Regions from separate parts of the Mus musculus genome. Here region 2 is linked to region 1. A link is a loop called in an ENCODE intact Hi-C map of the cell type or tissue named here. Cell type or tissue: gastrocnemius. All regions are shown on one strand. Each heading gives the region's core, and the rest is flanking DNA. Links, peaks and the distances in the headings are about the cores only.

What was found. A loop is a pair of places that touch in the nucleus more often than their neighbours do. Peaks named below come from ENCODE experiments on the same cell type or tissue, not always from the same donor. Only the 100,000 strongest peaks of a DNase experiment are listed, where the experiment ranks them.
Region 2: a loop joins it to region 1, with 2.4 times the contacts of the local background. A loop is called at or near these places in 10 of 42 quality-filtered maps.

What each region holds. Positions count from the first base shown.
Region 1 is chr11:69,252,328-69,263,662 of GRCm38, forward strand. It overlaps Gm40039 (a long non-coding RNA gene), which reads right to left and starts at 9,753. Exons shown (of 4, transcript XR_879967.2): 1 at 9,555-9,753; 2 at 8,946-9,453; 3 at 6,391-6,531. In gastrocnemius, for the core only: CTCF peaks have their summits at 5,645 (motif pointing right) and 6,205; a DNase peak (open chromatin) is centred at 6,200; H3K4me3 peaks cover 318 bases; H3K27ac peaks cover 446 bases.
Region 2 is chr11:69,433,251-69,441,250 of GRCm38, forward strand. Dnah2 (dynein, axonemal, heavy chain 2) reads right to left here. Exons shown (of 86, transcript NM_001081330.1): 64 at 4,547-4,711; 65 at 3,921-4,046; 66 at 3,672-3,820; 67 at 3,531-3,597; 68 at 3,234-3,384; 69 at 2,888-3,036; 70 at 2,583-2,716; 71 at 2,304-2,448; 72 at 1,954-2,153. Among named protein-coding and RNA genes, the nearest start is that of Kdm6b, 21 kb to the left of the region's middle. In gastrocnemius, for the core only: no CTCF peak of the experiment used is centred there; no DNase peak of the experiment used is centred there.

The sequences.
Region 1 (11,335 bases), core at 1,922-9,921:
TTTGGCACTTCCCTTTGAGTACTGGTGCCCCCTACTCTGGAGTCTAGGTGGGGCTTCGATAATGGCAGGAATGATGGTCTGTGGCTCCACAGGCTAGAGCATAAGTCTCAGCACACAGTGGATAACATGAGGGTACCATGCTGAGAGGGAGCCCAAAGCAGCAACTTGTGCAGAGTTGACAGACTGATGGAGAGAGCACACACTACAAGATTTTCCTTAAAAAAATGATTAAGGTATAACTTATAAGCCATAAGTACCCCCAGGTTAGTAAAAGAGTCTCAGTTGTAATCTTTTCAGCCAGAGTATTATATTTTATTCTTTTTCCCCACTTATTTATTTTATTTATATGAATACACTGTAGCTGTCTCCAGACACACCAGAAGAGGGCATCTGATCCCATTCCAGATGGTTGTGAGCCACCATGTGGTTCAAGATGGGAAAAACAATGGGAATTGAACTCAGGACCTCTGGAAGAGCAGTGAGTGTTCTTAACCACTGAGCCATCACTCTAGACCTTATTTTATTCTTTTAATAGTTGTTTTAGTCTTTAAGATTTGAGAGTAGGTCTCACACTGTAGCCCTGGATGGACTAAAATTCATTATATCCCAAAGTAGTCTCAAACTTTCAATTCTCCTGCCTCAGCTGCCCAAGTATTGAGGATTATAGGCATAAGCTACCATACCCAGATAGCTCTAGAATTTTAGAAAGATCTATTTTTTTTTTACAGATTTTTTTTTCTGTGTATGTTTGTAGTTGTATGCAGTGGAAATCAGAGGACAACTTGCAAGAGTCAGTTTTCTCCTCCTGCCATGTGTGGGTCTTGGGGCTCTACCTCATGTCCTCAGACTTGGAAGCAAGTGCGTTAACCCTCTGAACTATCATGCTGGCCCCGGAGCTCCAGAGATTAAATGCCTCTCTTAGTCACTGCATTAAGTTTTCAAACATGCAGCAGTAGCAGTTAAGACTCAGCCATGTGGTTTCTGGCTGCCTCCCCACACCACTGCCCCTCACCCCACGACCCACTGCGTCCTTCTGATTCGTGTTTGTGGAGCCGAGCTATAAATGTACACGGCACACCAGATGTCTCTGATGTGTCGACGCTTTATTCCTGTGACCAGTCTCTTTTTCTCTTCTCCCCATGGGCAGGGGGACAAAGGACAGCTTAAGAATTACTGGAGGCCCTGTCTCCTCCAAAGGAGATGTGTCTTTGGAGTAGACAGACACGCGCGTCTTCCACGGGACCTTCCTTTATCTTCCCATTGCTTTTCCCATCTGAGCACAGTCGGGATGGAGCCAGTGCCTGTACTAACCTTATTTGGTCCCTGACCTGAGGTGGCAGACCTGTCCCCTCCCCCATCTCTGCTCCTGTCCTAATCCCCGTTGGATGCAGCTCCCTGATACACTTCTGGTTCCAAGCCTCCCCACCCCCCCCCACCCCCCCACCCCCCCATCCCCCACCCCCTGCTCCTTGCTCTCGTCTACAGGCTGGACGTTTCCACCACACAGAAGTCCCCAGTTCCAAACTGAGCAGGGAGAATAGCAACGTGCCTGACACCTCTCTTCTGCCTCTCTCCAAGGGATAGCTTTCTACATGGTGACACATGTTTTTCTAGAGTTAAGAGCATGCACTACTCTTGTAGGGGACCTGAGATTGGTCTCCAGCACCCATGTCTGGTAGTTGACAACCACTTTTAACTCTCTAGCTTCAGGAAATTGGACACACTCTTCTGAACACCACAGGCTCCTGAACTCACATTTGTCCCTCGAGCACGCACACACACACACTTAAAAATAATAAAAGTAGCTGGAGAGATGGCTCAGTGGTTAAGAACACTGACTGCTCTTCCAGAGGTCCTGAGTTCAATTCCCAGCAACCACATGGTGGCTCACAACCATCTGTAATGGGATCTGACGCCCTCTTCTGGTGTGTCTGAAGACAGTGACAGTATACTCATATAAATAAAATAAATAAATAAATCTTTAAAATAATAGTAATAATAAAAGCAAACAAAACAAAAGAGTAAGAGTCTTGGAGATTCTTCTAGGAACCCACACGCGTACTCTCAGGACCTTTCTTTATTTTTTTTTTTAATTTTTGTTTTTTTTTGGTTTTTCAAGACATAATTTCTCTGTGTAGCCCTGTCTGTCCTAGAACTCATTCTCCAGACCAGGCTGGCCTCCAATTCACTGAAATCCTCCTGCCTCTGCCTCCCAAGTGTTGGGATTAAAGACATGCACCACCACTGTCCAGTGAAATTTATTTTTTATACGTTTTTATATGCTTTGCCTGCATATTCGTCTATTAAAGACATGTATCACCACTGCCCACCAAGATTTATTTTGTTTGTCTCTATATGTTTTGTCTGCATGTTTATCTCTGTACTACATGCCTCGTACCTGCAGAGGCCAGAAGAGGGCATCGGACCCTTCAGAACTGGAGTTAGACAATTGTGAGCTGATTTGCTAGTGCTAGGAATTGAACCTGGGTCCTCTGGAAGAACAGTCAGCGCTCTAAACTGCTCAACCATCTCTCTAGCACTCCATTCTCTCTTAACCGGCTCGCTTAAGCCTATTATTGTGAGTGCCATCCTCAGAGCCAGGGAGTCACATGAGTACTTCAGCTGTGCCCCCTTGCAAAAGGATTGTCCCAGCTGGACCTCTGACTGCTTAGACCCCCTCACAGAGGAACAGGGAGGATCATGAGACCCTCAACTGAGCAGCCAGCTGCTCCCTACCACCTGTTGTATGCCCTAATGCACACGGTCTCAGGAAGGGGCTAGACTCTAGCCTTCTAGCCTCTAGCGTACATGGGGGAGGTGGGGTATAGGAGAAGACTCCATCTGTCAGCAGCAGGGAAGTCTTCATCCATGCCAGGAAGGGATTTTCGGGCGCAGACTATTGGAGGAGGAGTGGTCACCCCTCTAAGTAACCCCTTACCTGTGCTCTGTAAGGAAGCACAAAACCCCATTGGTTCCACAGAGTAAACTTTTGACAGCATCACGCCTCAGTTTGCCACTGGGACCTTGTGGGGAGTGGTAGATAGTGTTCATTGCTCCTTCCTGGATGGAATTCTAGCCACTTGTATATTAAACATTTTTATTAAATTCCAATCCTGCTTCACTAAAAATAATAACTCCAATTTGGCTTCATTAAAAAAAAAGAAGTCATGCTCTTGCTGGGTGTGGTGTCTCAGGATGGTAATTGCATAATCTGGGAAGCTGAGGCAGGAGGATTGTGGTGAGTTTTCAGGCCAGCCTGGGCTATGTGTGTTCAGGCCAACCTGGGCTATGTGTGAGATCATATCTAACATAAATGGGTGGTGTGCAAGGGAACATTAGAGAGATGTAGGCTCAACACTCTAATTCTGCACAGGGCAGGAGTGGTTCCCAGCACGCATAGAAGGTGGTTAGCAGTCACCTGTAACCCAGCACCATGGGATCCATCTTCTTCTGGCTTCCATGAGCAACTGCGCTCACCACCCCCACCCCCAATTAAAAACAGTCAAGCTCTTCCTCCGTTTGGCATCTCCCCTAGGTCTCGCCCCTATTTCTGTTAAGGTCCCCCTGCTTGCCTTCACATTGAGGGATGGTGCAGAAGATGTTTCATCATCATCATCATTATTATTATATTGAGTTATTTTATTAACATGTGTGTGCTCACACATGCGGAGGTCAGAGGACATCTTGGTGGAGTGAGTTTTCTCCTGCCTTTCCAAGCATTTCTGGAATCAAACTCAGAAGGGCAGGCTTGTGTGACAGGCACCGTTACCCACTGAACCATCTCAACAACCCAAGGACTTTTTTTACATTGTGGAATAAACACTGTACTTTTGAGTTTGTGCCTGATTTTTTTTCTTTTCTTTTCTTTTTAGATTGAGACCACAGAATTGTTTGGAAATAGAACTGACTAAAGATGGAAATAATTATGAATCCAAATAGAGTCCTCAGGGTTTTTTTCCTTGGATGCCTTTCTGAGTCATGCTGATTTTAAAGCAGCCCTTCTCATGATTCCCTGCTCCTCTTTAGTTTTCCATTTTTGCCATTATGTTCTAAATTTCCAAGAATTTTTTATTCTCTGGTTGCTTCTTTTTCTTCAGCAAATGGATATATATATATATATATATATATATCATAAATTTTTCAATTTTTACCATTTATAAATGTACAGTTCAATGGTAGTTAAGCAACTGACATTTTTGCATGATCACCGTCACTGTAGATATCATCTCCAAGAAAACTGGGCCTAGTCTACAGTGGCTACTTCTCCCTACTATCCTATCCGACTGCTCTGTTTTCTAGCAGTTTGCCTGTTCTGGGTACCTTATGTAAAAGGAGCTGCTGTCCTCCGGCTTTCCCACCAGCGCATCTCTGCGTTGGTACACACACTGAATCCCATTTCTGTTTCCACTGCTGCTACACTTCGATGATACACATTTACTACTACAAGCTGTTTGCTACAATCCAAGTCTCCGCCCTTAATGGTATGGACAGGGGGGAATCGGGATGCTGAGACTGCTCTGCCTTACCCACGGTTTCCAGGACTGATGATGGTTCTGAAAGGCTTGGGAGAGAAGGTGTAGGCTGAGGCTCTAGAGATGGTGTGGATTCCCTGACCGTGTCCACAGATCATCTTTAGCTTCCTGCACTGGCAGGCTGTCTTCTTCCCTCAGTACAGCCCGGACTGTATGATAGCGCAGGAGTCCATTCTCTTGCAGATCCGCCACCAAGGGCATCCCCAGAGGTAAGGCTCTGATGCCTCAGGCTTGAGCAGTCTGTAGAGACCATGTGTACCCAGGGTTCCTTTGCCCATGGTTCTGTGGAGACCATAATAAGGCAATACTGCTCTCTCTGGGGCTCAGTTTCCCTCGTGGGAGCTGACATCAGAGTGGTGGTGGTGGCAGGAGGGCAGCAGAGGCAGCCACTGGGTTGGAGTGACAGCTGGGATTTGCAGAGGGCTGCACCTGCCTCTTTAGGCTTTTCAGCAAGCTTCCTTCTCTGGCTGACCACAGGGCCAGACCATAGATAACAGATCTTCCTCCTAGGGTCCTACAGCTCAGAAACTCTGCCACCCGGGACCCTTAGGCCCATCTGCCTCCCAGGAGCCTCCCTTGAGCCTAGGACAACTTGACTCTCAACAGGAAAACAGCCCTTTCCTTCTTTTTTTCTCCTGACGTATCTTCTCCAGTTTTGAATTTGCTGGAAACGATCAGCTTTGTTGCAGTTTCATTGCTGTCTGTCTCTGTTTGCTCATTTGCGTGTGATAGGTTTCAGAGACGAGAGGCAAGTGAGAGGTACGAAACCTGGCATCAGTGAAGTTACTGAGCTGTAATTTTCCAAGGCCTTACATTTTCAGTGTCGTTTCTATTCCATCATCTTTTTATCTTTTTGGATAGTTATGACAGTTGATTCCTGACGTTCTAGTCCATTCTCAATTAACTGCACAATCCCGACATGTTTTCTTTGGAATTGTACTTTCAAACCACAAAGTATTGTGGGAATGCGATGTGATCAGGACTATAAATAGCAGCAACTGCATGCTTTTGAATCAAGAAAGATGTTTTAAATTGATCTAGATGTACTGTATGCAGACTACCAGGCCTTAGGGTGGAGTCCTGGTATCTAGACTCTGAAAAAAAACAATATTGTCCACCAGGGGGAGCTGTAGACCATGTTTAAGTTATTTATTTATTTATATTTTTCTTTTGTTTTGTTTTGGGTTGGGTTAGTTTTTGTTTTGTTTTAGAGACTGTTGCTTTATGTCTTTCTTGAGCCACTTTCGAACATGATTCTCTGGACAGTGGGTTTAGAGAAGGCAGAAGAGCGTCCTGGGTAGGGCAGGGAACCTGACTGTAGGCCGGTCTGGTTCCAGGTAGACAACTCTGGGGTTATCGGGTTTGACTCTTCCCCTGTAACCGGCTTTGTTGACCACGAGGCTTACCTTTATTTACTTTTTAAAATTCATTTTTTGACAAGTTCACACATGTATATAATACATTCCGGACACACGCATTCTCTTTCTTAGCTTCCTCCTACCCCAGTCTTCCCCACAAGCCCCCCTTCCATCACTGTGTGTTTAGTTTTGTTCTGTGGCCCAGTATGTTTAACCAGGGCCACCTGCATAAGTACACACACCTCACTAGTGGGTGGCTTCATCACCCAAGCAAGATAAGGACTCCCTTCCCCGCAGCAACATTGGCTGCCCATAGGGGGAGCCCTTCCCCACCCGTGAGTGAATGCTGGCAGTTCCAGTCTTGTGTAGTCCAAGTGCAATGGCTATGGGTTCCTGAGTGCAGTGGCCATCTCACGCCCAGAACAGCACTTCCCAGCTTCCCTCCCCATCCTCTGGCTCATACCTTCTTTCCACTTTCCTCTTCTGTGATGTTCCCTCACCTTGGCAGGATGATCTGGATATCCTGTTGATAACTGAGCACTCAACAGTCACTCTCAGCATTTTGACCAGCCATGAATCTGCAGTAAGCATCATTCACTGAGAAGAGAGCCTTCTTTGACACAACTAGGAGCAACACTGGCCTATGAGTATAAACACAAATATTTAGGAGGTGGTTTGACAAGACTTAGCAAGACAGAAGTAGTGTATTCACCCTGAGGGCCTAGGGCCTCTCCAGCTACGGACTTTGAACCGGGTCCAAAGTATCAAGTATGAATGCCATCTTGTGTGGCAGACCTCAGATCCTCTCGGGACACAGGTGGTTACCCCCATGACAATCATGTCACTATTGCATTAGTGGACACATCTTGCCTAGCAGGTTGGTATGGAGGCACACAAAGGAGAGTCTCCTTTCATGGTGGCAGATGTGGCTGCGAGGCTCCAGCCTCTCATCCTCCCAGACTTAAGTTAAAATAGCCCTACTTGCCTGGAGACTTCAACGAACGTCTAAAGTTCAGCTTTCAATGCAGGACGCTCCCCTAGAAATCTCTGTAACCTTACCTCAACATCCACAAGGGAGTTGTATGCATGAGCCACCACAATAGAAACTGGTCTATCTTGGTCAAGGATTCACCCTGAAACCTAACTCTGTCACCAGGCAATGTGATGGGTTAGCCCGAGTTACATAGGGCTAACGGTGGAGCCAATGTGACCCAGGTGACAAGAACTGAGAAAGCCACATAAACCCTGCTCTGCTACCAGGATGGCTGAGTGGGAGGGCACTGCACAGCCCTCAGAGAGCAGGCTGGAAGGAGAGGATGGGCAAGACCCAAGACACACAGAGGGATTCGTGAGACCAACACAGGTCTCAGGATCAGCTTCACACCCAAAGAGACTCCTTCCTTGAAGTGTGACGAATGGGCAGTCTACAGTGATGACTTCGGCGTTGTGGCACTGGGAGGTGACACAGTCAGGGTTTGGCTTGTGGCTAAGGGGATGCTGGCAGGTCTGCTGAAAATGGAGGAGAAAACTAGACAAGCAAAAAGCCAAAGGATGGCCGGGGTGTGTGGGGATGCCGCTGTCACTAGAATAAAAAGCTCAAACACTGGTGGGGTAGAGGGTGTCCTGTTGCTCAAGGAGTGGTGGCAGACTTCAGGGGGCCTGGTGGGAGAGAGAAATGAGAAGCCCCTCAAAGAGCAAAGAGGATGCTGAGCTCAGACTCCAGCTCTGGGCTTTACAGAGTCTAGGATGAGAGTGTTCGGCAAAAATAGTTAGCACAGAAGTTAGCCCAGGTGGAGTGGTGCAAGCCTTTAATCCCAGCAGAGGGAGGCAGAAGCAAGTGGATCTCTGTGAGCTCAAGGCTATCCCAGTAAACTAGAGCTACAAGTGAAACCTTGTTGGGGGTATAAGGGTGTTGGGGGGAGAGAAAAAGAGAGAGAGGAAGAAACTTCAGATTGAACAAGCAGAGTGTCCAGATGAAATTGTCTCTCCGCTCCCACTCAGATTACAACAAAAGAATTTTTAAAGTCATAAACCAAGAGCCAGAGAGATGACTCAGTGGTTAAGAGCACTGGCTGCTGCTCTCCCAGAGACTCTGGGTTTGACTCAGCACCCACATGGCATCTCCCAACAGTCTGTGACTCCAGTCCCAGGGAACCCAATACCCTCCTCTGGTCTCTGCAGCACCAGGGTCATATGTGGTACACATATCTACATGCAGACAAAACACCCTTATATAAAAAGATAAATGAATAAATGAAAGAGAGAACAAAAATTTAGAAGGCATAAACCCTTAGGGTCAAGAAGAATAGAAGTTAGAAACTCAAGGGGGGGTGAGCATTCTGGAAGTAGGGGGAGTGGGTGGGGAGTGGCCGACCTTGCAAGGCACAGCAACCCAAGCCCCGGCAGAGTCACGGGGTGAGCAGTGAGCCCTGAAGGATCCCCAGAGCATCAAGAACTGAAAATGTCAGGAATCTGTCTACTTGTTTCTCAGAAATATAAGACTCTGATATTTGGTGGCTTAAAGCAATAACTGGGCTAACCTGGGCAGCTCCATCCATGTCCTGCTTGTTGGACATCATGACTGATGGCTAACAACTGTGATTTCTGATTGCCCAGCGGTAAGGACCTCTGTACTTCTGTGTAGAGTCTCCCCATAGTTTGGGCTTCTCAGAGATTGGTAAAATAGGAACAAGCTAATTCTAGTTCATTCCCCAGGCCTGTCTTTTTCCTAAGTCATGTGACTATCAGCACAAGGCCTGTTTCTGTGAGACACTGAACATTAGAATCATGGCTGATGTTCACATGACTGTGTTGCAATGTGGAAAGATACAAGATCCAGAAAATCGTTCCCAAACAAGAGTTCTCTGCCTGAGGTACAAAGAAGCAACAGTTTAGCCCTGGATCTTGCAGGATGAAGGACCTTCAATGTAGGTTGACTGCCAAGGAGACAGGGGTCAATCTCCCTGTTGGTTAAATAGTCAGTAGAAAGGAACTGAAGTGACCCCAGAGAACAGGACACTTGACTACTAGTAACAGAGAGTGTAAGTGGAATCACCTGTGCCCAGTGGCTATGACAGATGAAGCTTGGACAGAGCCCCGGTCCAATGGTGTGGCAGCTGGCAGGTCGCCTCTCCACCGTGGGCCCACGAGAGCTTGTTCTTGTTTCTCAAGTTCTGCCCCCTATGGAGATGTATGGTGCCACTCACTTCCCAAGGTCTCTGAGGCTGTAACCTGACAAATAGCTTAGACAGCTTTTAGCAAGAGGGAAGTTGCTGGTTTATGGCTTGGTTTCAAAATCATTGTCAACAACAAATGGCACATCCCTGGAGTCCTACTTGGTCACTAACAGTGAGTCCATACATCTGGGCCGATCGTAGCCCATGACCATCTGTCTTACAGAGCAGCGCCACTCAAATCCGAGAACTTCTATTTGGCTTTTGGTCGGATTCCGTAAGCAGTAGCGGCTGGGGATGCAGCTCAGTTGGTAGCACTCATGTAACCTTGGGTTTGACTCTCAGCGTCATATAAACCAGTCACGGTGTGCTCACCTACAATCCCTACACCTGGAAGGTGGAGGCAGGAGAATGATGAATTGGAGGGGAAGCTGGGATATATATGACCTTATATTAACCCCCCCCCCAAAAAGCAGGAATGGTCTCAGTACCATTTAGCTTCATCCTTTCAGACATGTAGAGATGCCTCAGTAGTTAAGAATACTTGCTGCTCTTCCAGGGGACCAGGGCTTGGTTCCTGGCACCCAGATGGTGGATTGTGATTGTCTGTAACTCCCGACATCTTTGTCTGGTCTTTGCAGGCACCAGGCATGCACGTGGATGGACACACATCCAGGCAAAATACCTAAACATTAACTTTTATTTTCAAGATTATTTTTAAGACATGCTCTGGTCATGCTGGAACTCACTATATAGACCAGGCTGGCCTTGAACTCACAGTCTTCACCTGCCTCTGCCTCTTTCTAAGTGCTAGGATTAAAGGCGTGCCCCATCATGCCTAACCGCCCCCCCCCCACCAAATTTAATAATAATGACAACCACAACAAGTTACTGTCCCTTACTCTGAGTCCTCGGTGGTTAATGGCCCTCGAGTGTCCTTTCTGTCTGTGATGTCATCTCTCCTATTCATGTATGCACACCCAAGCTGTGTATCATTGTCTCAACAACGTAGAGTTTCTGTTCCAAAATCCCAGTGGCCATTGCAGAGGGTGCCATAGCTGGAGCCTGTCCTCCACACAGAGGCTCTGTCCAAGCCAGCACACTTGTCAGCCAGCACTAATTAAAGGGCTAGTCCCTTTTACCCACCAAGTACTCCACACTGTATACACACAAGGCTAGAGATGCCTCCCCAAGGCTAGGGATGGCTCCCCAAGGCTAGGGATGCCTCTCCAGTCAAGATGTCCAACCCTAGAACTCCCTGCAAGGGAGACAGAGCCATTTCAAGACAGATCTGTCCAGACATTGCACACTCCAGCTGAATGTTAGTCCCTGTCATGTTCCCACACCCTCTGAGCTGAACCCAGCCCACTAGGACTCAGCAGCAAGTCTCAGAGACATCGCACACGTTTCTATGCTAAGGAAATGTCACCTCCATCCCTTGACTACTTCAGCTACTCATGTGCATATGACCTTGGACCCCAGTCAGAGGGACTTTGCGGTTCTTTATTAGAATAAGCGATTATGGAGCCTCAGACAATTCAAGGAGAAGTTTCTCACCATGTTTACCCTCTGACTTTCAACGTTTCTTCAAATCAATATACCAGGGAGAGGGAAATTCCTTCAAAAACAAACTTATTGAACATGTTTTATGCAGAGCACCTTGAAGTTGGTGGAGCAACAAGGATTCCCGTTGGTATTCCTGACTTTAAAGCGTATGGGCTGCAGTGCTGGCTCAGTGTGTAAAGGTGTCTGCTGTCACTTGCCGGCAAGCCTCAGGAACTGAGGTAGGTTCTTGGACCCCAAGTGGTGGATTGGACAGAAAGATCCATCTCCCATGAGCTGTCCTCTAACCTACACCACACACACACACACACACACTCACACACACACACACACATACACACACACATACACACACACATACACACACACACACATACACACACACATACACACACACACACATACACACACACACATACACACACATATACACACACACACATACACACACTATGGTACACACACACTCACACACATACACACACTATGGTACACACACACACATACACACACTATGGTACACACACACACTCACACACACATACACACATACATACACACACACATACACACACTATGGTACACACACACTCACACACACATACATACACACACACATACACACACTATGGTACACATACACACACTCACACACACATACACACATACACACACACACACACACACACACACACACACTATGGCACAC
Region 2 (8,000 bases), core at 1-8,000, 180 kb after region 1:
TGTAGCCCTGAAGACACAGATAAGTAAGCTATGGTCTAGGTCCGTGAGGAAATCACAGCTCAGCAGGGAGGCAGCGTGCTCTGACATAGGGACCCAGAGGCCGTCATGATGAGCTCAAAGTGGTGTCTAGGGAACTGAAAGGCATGGTGCCCAGCTGTGTCTGATCCTGAGAGCAGGTGTCTTGAGGTGTGTAGGGATTATCCGGTGACATGAGAGGCACAGCTGAGTGTTCCAGGGAAGACTCGCAGTGCAAGGAAAGCCCAGGAGGAAAGGGCAAGGAATGCCCAGGGGGAAAGGGCACACACGGGGTGAGAGTTAGCAGTGCTGCCCACACAGCTGGTGACAAACTGAGGCAGGGGGAGGCCAGGTCACAGAGGCCTTTCGGGATCCCTCAAGATATGACAACCACTAAAGAGGTTAAGCCAGGAGCAACAGGGTCATTTTCATGCCTGGTAGTCTGACAGACACCCACAACTGGAGAACAGACTAGGAGGGACACAGGGGCAGGGTAATCTACTGGGGGCGGGAGGGGGGAGAGATGCTGTGCAGTTTCTGTGAAAATATGCACTAAGGTCCAGCCCTGGTAGGCGGGGCAGGGAGGGGGACGGGATCAGAAATACCTATAAGAAGAACCCAGCAACTGCCTTGAGCTGGTCAATTAGAGCAACTTCAAGTTGCTGGCATGGGTGTGACGTGGGTTGGCAGCTGTGCCATTCAAAGATGAGGACCCTGGTAAAAGAGGGTGGAACACAAGTCCACCCTCGACCTGAAACAAGCTGGACTTGATGGGTCTGTAGAGGAGTCCAGGAAGAGAAGTACTCCGCTGTCCAAAATGTGATCCACAGGCTGCCATGGTGGTCGGCAGCTAAAGGAGCCTGCTGCCAAGCCTGGGGGGACCTGGGTTTGATCCCCTAGAGCCCACAGGCTGGGAAGAGAGAACGGCCTCCTGTCATCTGACCACTGATCTTCACAGGCTGGCTGTGCCATACATGTGCATGCCGCCTTCCACAGAGAATTAGTAAATGAATGTAAGTTTTAAAAATTCAATGAAAGATGAAATAGACCAGGATCGACAGCTCCTTGGAAGCTGATTAAAGAATCACAGAGCCCAGCCGGGCCGTGGTGGCACAAGCCTTTAATCCCAGCACTTGGGAGGCAGAGGCAGGCAGATTTCTGAGTTTGAGGCCAGCCTGGTCTACAAAGTGAGTTCCAGGACAGCCAGGGCTACACAGAGAAACCCTGTCTCGAAAAACAAAAAAACAAAACAACAACAACAACAAAAAATCACAGAGCCTACCAGAGACTTCCTGAATCCCAACCTGGGGGCAGATATCAGGTGTGTGTGTGTGTCTATGTATCTACTGTGTATAGATCTATGTGTGTGTTCATGTGTGGTAGTGGGTGTGCATGGATGCACAGTGCATGTGGAGAAACAGGGTTATTTAACTTTCCTCAGTTGCTCTCCCCACTTTGTTTTTTGAGGCAGGATCTCTCACTGAGCCTAGAGCTCATCAATTCAGCTGGACCGGCCGTCTGGAATGGCGTAGCACCTGTCTTATCGCCCCAGCACTGGGATTACAGGAATACCACACAGTACCCAGCTTTTGTTGGCTGGTTGGTTGGTTGGTTGGTTGTTAGGTTTTTTGAGGGGAGGGATGCGGTGAGACAGGGTTTCTCTATGTAACCTTGGCTGTCCTGGAACTTGCTCTGTATACCAGATTGGTCTTGAAACTCATAAAGATCCACCTGCCTCTGCCTCCCGAGTGCTGGGATTAAAGGCATGCAGCACTACCCAGCTTGTACCCAGTTTCTGATGTAGGTGCCTGGGCTCTGAAGTCAAGCCTTCGTGTGTCCACAGCAAGGAATTTACCCAGCCGGCTCTTTTCCAACCCCTTGGCCCCCAGATTTGTATCTCACACCACCGCTGAAGGGCTTCGTGCAGGGTCACCAGACCTGTAGACAGCATAGGTGTGGTAGTCATTCAGGTACTCGATGCGGTCCTCCAGCTTATTGCTGCGGTGGCTCTTGTCAATGCTGAGGATAAAGAGGCCGATGTAGGCGTCCAGGGAGAACTGGTACATGGGGTCAATGCGGCCCATGTCATTGAGCACAAAGAACAGCACCGAGGCCCGCTGGGCACACGGACGGTAAGCCTGTAGGGGTCAAAAAGAGTCAGGGCTACTACAGAGGGGCAGGCAGGCAAACCCAAGAGCTCGGGGAGGGAGGGGTCGCAAGTGAACACGATCTAAGTTACTTCTTGGTGGCTCTGGTCAGGGACGGGACTGGAGGGTGCAGGGGTTCACCTCTCGGGCCAAGTCAATGTTGATCTCTGTGGTCTCACTGGTCTCCAGTTGCTCGGTCACCTCGGTGGCCGTTATCTTGGATGTCTGGAGGGTATTCACCAGCTGCACGTCATCAAGCAGAGAGCCTGTGGCCTCATTCAACAAGCTAGGGGGAAGTCGAGAGGGAGGTTCAACTGGAAGGAAAGGATTCCTCTTGGCTCCCCAGGGTGCTGGTTGGATGCCCATTGGGAACAGACAAGGTGGGTGGGCTTGGGTGGGGGCTGGGGATGATATTCTCACCGCAGGATCTCATCCTCTAGTTCTTTGAGCTTTCTCTTTCCTGCAGCGATGTTGATGACCAGAGAGTCCTTCTGCTCCTCCAGCTCTGGTCGCTCCTTCCGAACCACAATGCCCAGCAGCTGGGCTTCCAGGCCCTGAGGAGGTCAAGACTCAGGGCCAGGGTCCCTTGCCGATGGCATCTTCCCCTGCCACACGTTTAGATTTCCTAAGACCTCGTCCTCCATCACCCAGCTCAAGTTTGGTCTTTTTGTGTGTGCGTGTTTCTTACGGCCTCTCCAGCCTTCCCGGCTTCAGCCCAAATCTACCTGCTCCTTTACAGCGAAGTTGACAATGGTGGTCTTAGCCGAAGTCTCTGGATTATAGTGGGGATTGGAGAGCTTGGTGGTGAGGTAGAAACGGAAATTGGGATTGTATTCCACCTCCTTGTCACCAATTCGAATCAGCATCCGACCACCTGCGTCAGCGGGAGGGTCAAGGACGAGAGTCTTCTGTGATCCAGTAAGGCTGCCCCACCCCCCTTCTTATACCTAGGCCCGAGATGTGACTCAGCCTGCTTCACTGACGCCTAATTCATGGGATGCAGCCCGAAAGAGCCCCCACTTCCCACCCTAGTGTCTCTAGGACCTGCCCACAATAAGCCTAGGCTCTGACCAATTCGAGCTACAGATTTGTTGAGCACTGGGTTGAGCGTGGGGTCCAGATACTCCTGCACATTCTGGAGTAGCACTGGAAATCCAAACTGGATGGCATGTTCTAGAACTCGAAGGTAGTCATGCATCTGCAGGTCGATGATTTTAAGGCCCTAGAGAGCAAGGGATAGATGGATGGATGGATGGATGGACTGATGGACAGATGGATGAGAGCAACAGGGAGGACCACACAAGCCAAGGGCAGGACCTTGAGAAAAGACTAGGCCTGGGACTCTCCTGGGGCAGCCCAGCCTAATACCTGGTTTCCTTCCATGTTCTTAATCCACTTGAGGGCTTGGCCCTGAGGATCGATCATGAGGGCCCACCTGAAAGAGGAAGCCCCTGTCAGCAGACAGGTTCTGCTCCTCCCCTGCCTCTCCCTCCCCTACAAGGCTCTCACCTGTTGCCCCTGGTGACGATGATGCCATTCTCTGTGGAGAAGGCATCTGAGGGCAACCCCTGGATGTTCCAGTCCCGGACTTTGGTGGGATTGGTCAGGAAGTTATCAATGGCAAAGCGAGGTGAACAGGGAACCTGAAGCTCCCTGATCTGAGGAGAGAAGAACCCCAAAATTCAGCCGGAATTCAGCAGCTCTGTCTCTTGCCTGCACACCCCAAGTGCTTCCCTGTAACCCCTGGGCCCTTCTCACCTTCCTGATCCAGATTTGATTGATAATCTCATCCCGGTAATTGGTCAGAAAGGGTCCCATGTAGGACAAGAACGCAGCTGCAATCAGACAGTCGCCCACCAGGTAACCCAGATCCTCCTCCAGGCCCTGGTGTACAGAGGGAGGTATAAGCGCCTGGGGCTTCAGACCTTTGGAGATAAGCTAGAGTGTTTTGAAAGACAGTCTCCTTTGCTCCTTTGATTCTGGTCTAGATCAAAGCTAGTCTCCCTTTTCTAAATCCCTTCAGGCTGAGAACTCAATCACTCTGGAGTCCTGGTCCCGGACAGCCATGTGTATGCTAATTATCCACTGATAAGATCTACCCCTTGCAGGGAGCCAGGAATTCTGTGAAATAGAGACAAGATGACCCCAGTCTGTTATCTCTCAGGAAGACAAGCTGTTAACTAAGAGGTCTTGTGTGCCTTCTAGTTCCTGCATGGAACTCACCATGTGTTCAGGATGCCATTCCCTGTATACTCTCATCAAACGTGAGAAGGGGAGGGATTTCTACTCTCGATTCCCTACAGCCAATGTGCTCTTGTTTTCCTACTCTCTCTCCGTGGACACGGAGATGGACCTCCTGAGTGGCGTGGGACCACCCATCTCACCTGCACAGTCTCTTCCCATCGTGCCTTTTCACCAGCTAGCCCAGACACCAACATTCCTGCTCGCTCCAGCTTCAGCTCCATCTCCTCCGATTTCTTTCGAAGCTCCTCCTTCTGTGCCAGCTTCTCATCATACTGTTTCTTCAGCATCTCCAATTTCTCTGCCACCTAGGAACGATTGGCGTGTGGGAGATGAGAAACACAGGGCCCAAGGCCAGGCTGTTTTAGGTCAAATCCCGACTTTGCCACTTGAAGCTGCCTGCCCTTGGGTCAGTTAATCTCTTTGAGGGCCAATGAAGTTGACATAATACTCTGAACATGCTCTCGCACGCTTACATGTGTGTACATGCACACACACACACACACACACACACACACACACACACACACACTCTCTCTCTCTCTCTCTCTCTCTCTCTCTCTCTCTCTCTCTCGCGCGCGCGCGCGCGCGCGCAGAGGTGCACATCTGGAATCTCAGCACTCTACGGGAAAGATGGGAGGCAGAAACAGGAGAATCACTCAGAAGTTCAAAAGCCAGCTGCCTCATCAGGGTATAAGAGGAGGCCTAGACTCTAGATAGGAGCTGTGCGCATGTTCATATCCTACAGTTTGTGTTTTTGAGGCTCTGCTTCCCTCGTGTATAAAATAATCCCACATATTGAAGTGTATCAATGAGTGAGTGACGGGGTGGGGGGGTGACTATTATGTCAGATGAGCTTCATTTTCCTCCCTCCCTCTCTCCCTCCCTTCTCTTAAAGCCCAGAATCGACCTGGTACTGACCAGATTATGCTCAAGCATAGAGAACAGAGACCTTTTGAAGCGTGGTAAACAACGTACGAGGCTGGGATATAGAGTAACTCGGTGGTAGAAGGCATGGGCCAGGCCCTGGGTTCACACTCCAGCACAGCAGAAAAATACAAGCCACAGAAGAGAAGCTGGCAAGCCAACTCTGATGTCAGAGCTTGCTCGCCCACAACAACTCTGGTATCAGAGCTTACTCGCCCACGAGACTCCTGGACACTTACTGACCTCAGCGGCACCACCAGCAACTTCCACTCAGAACTGTTGTCAGCAGTTTTCCAGTTAAAGATAGGAAGCCAGGCACAGTGGGGTGGCCTGTCATCCCGGCACTTGGGTGGCTAAGGCAGAATGATCACAAAGTCATGGCCAGCCTGGGATATACGGATGGTGCCAGGCCAGCCTGGGTTACCAAAGTGAGAATGGTCGCCAAAGGAGGCGTGGGTGGGAGGAGGCAAAAGCTTCCCTGTGACATCTTTATCAGCCTCAGCTTCCATAAGGAGAGACATCAATCAAACCTCCCGAGACACAACAGAGGAAACAGAAGTTAAAAGGGTATCAGGATTTCCATTAGGAGCAATGCCGTGGCTGGATAACATGGTGGATGCATTTTAACGTCACTTCAGGGCCGACTGTATGTGGGTTGGAGATGGCTCCACATTTAAGAGCACTTGTTGATCTGCAAAAGGATCCAGGTTCGACTCCCGACACCCACACGGCAACTCACAATTGTCTCTAATTCCAGTTCCAGGGCATCTGATGCCATCTTCTGGCCTCTGTGGGTACCAGACACTTACTTGGCACACACACACATAATGCAGGCAAAATACCTTTACACAGAAAATTTTGAAATAATTTTTTAAAAATGCTTAAAAGACTTGATATAGCTGAGCGGTGGTGGTGCAGGCCTTTAATCCCAGCACTTGGGAGGCAGAGGCTGGCAGAATTCTGAGTTCGAGGCCAGCCTGATCTACAGAGTGAGTTCCAGGACAGCCAGGGCTACACAGAAACCCTGTCTCGAAAAACCAAAAAAAAGAAAAAAAAAAAAAAAAGACTTGATATATACTTCGAGGTAAATAAATTTTATGTTTTAAAATAACTATAATACACTCACCTCCAAAAAAATAATAAAATGTATGTGTGTTTCCTCATACCCCCTACTGTGGCAAATGCTCATTGCTTAAGTTGTATCTCTTATATAACCTATTGATGGAGGCTTCCTCATTAAACTTAAATTCACAGTTTCGTGATAATTGAAACTCCAGCAAAACTAAATCCAAGATGGCCTCCAAGACCCTCATTCCTTCAGGCACTACTGAGTTTCTACTGTGGTCTTTGGCAAAACATCACTGGTGGTTTGTTTGTTTGTTTGTTTGTTTTCAGCAGTGGTGGTTTTATTGTGTCCAACACATCAATAAATGAACTTCAAGCCTGAACCTGTAGGTGCCCTGACTCTTCTTGCCCAGGCCTGGGCACCAGCCCCCTCTCGCCTGTTCCGGGAGAAGGAGTGGGTATTGGAGGTGAAATGTTTGTGTTTCTTTTTATTCCTAAATGGTACTCATTGAGAAACCTGACTTTGAACTAAGACAACCTTTTAGCTCTTTAAAAAAAAAAAATTGTTTTTCTGGCATGAATTTAATCCTAGCACTATAGAAGCCGAGGCAGATGGATCTCTGTGAGTTCAAGACCAGCCTGGTCTACAGAGTGAGTTCCAGCACTGCCAGGGCTACACAGAGAAACCCTGTCTCAAAAATCCAAAATAATTTCTTTCTTTTATTTTTGAGGTTATAATATGACATCATTTCTCCCACCTTTTCCTCCTCTTAGAGCAGTGGTTCTCAACCTTCCTAATGCTATGACCGTTTAATACAGTCCTTCACATTGTGCTGGCCCCCAACCATAAAATCATTTTGTCGCTATTTCATAACTATTATAATTATTATGGGGGTCTTGACCCACAGGTTGAGAAACACTCTAACTTCTCCCATAAACTCCTCCCTGCTCTAACTCAAGTTTGTGATCTCATTTTCAATTGTCGTTTACAGGCGTATGTGTGTAGGTATATGTATATATATTCCCAACCATAGCCTGCTCAGTCTACACACTATTACTCATGTATGTTTTCAGGGCTGACCATCTGATGCAGGATAACCAACTGCTGTGCCTGGCCCTCCCCACCTCTGCATTCCTCAGGCTTCTGTGATTTAGATGAGGTCTTACCATATAGTCCTAGCTGTGCTGGAGCTCACCCATGGAGACCCCCCCTGCCTCTGCCCCCCAAATACTGGAATTAAAGGTGTGCACCACTATAGGCAGCTATACCCTTTTTCTGGGAGAGACACACTAGCTTAGGAAAACTAGTTTATCTTTTTTAAAGTGTGACCACGGGCATTTATTTATTTAGTTATTTCAATGCTGTGATGTTGGGAGGTGATTTGCTCATGAGAGAGGACTCCTCATGCATGACATTAGTAACCCCCCAAAAGAGGCTCTGTCATAAATGGTGGCTCCTACTTGTAACTCTAGGGCTTAAAAGGCAGCAGCAGGAGAATCCCCACAAGTTCAAGGCCAGTCTAGTCTACCTAGGCTGTAAAGCGAGACTATCCCAAAACAGAATCGTGAGGAGTGGGGAGAAAAAAGAGAGGAGGAGAGAGAGCA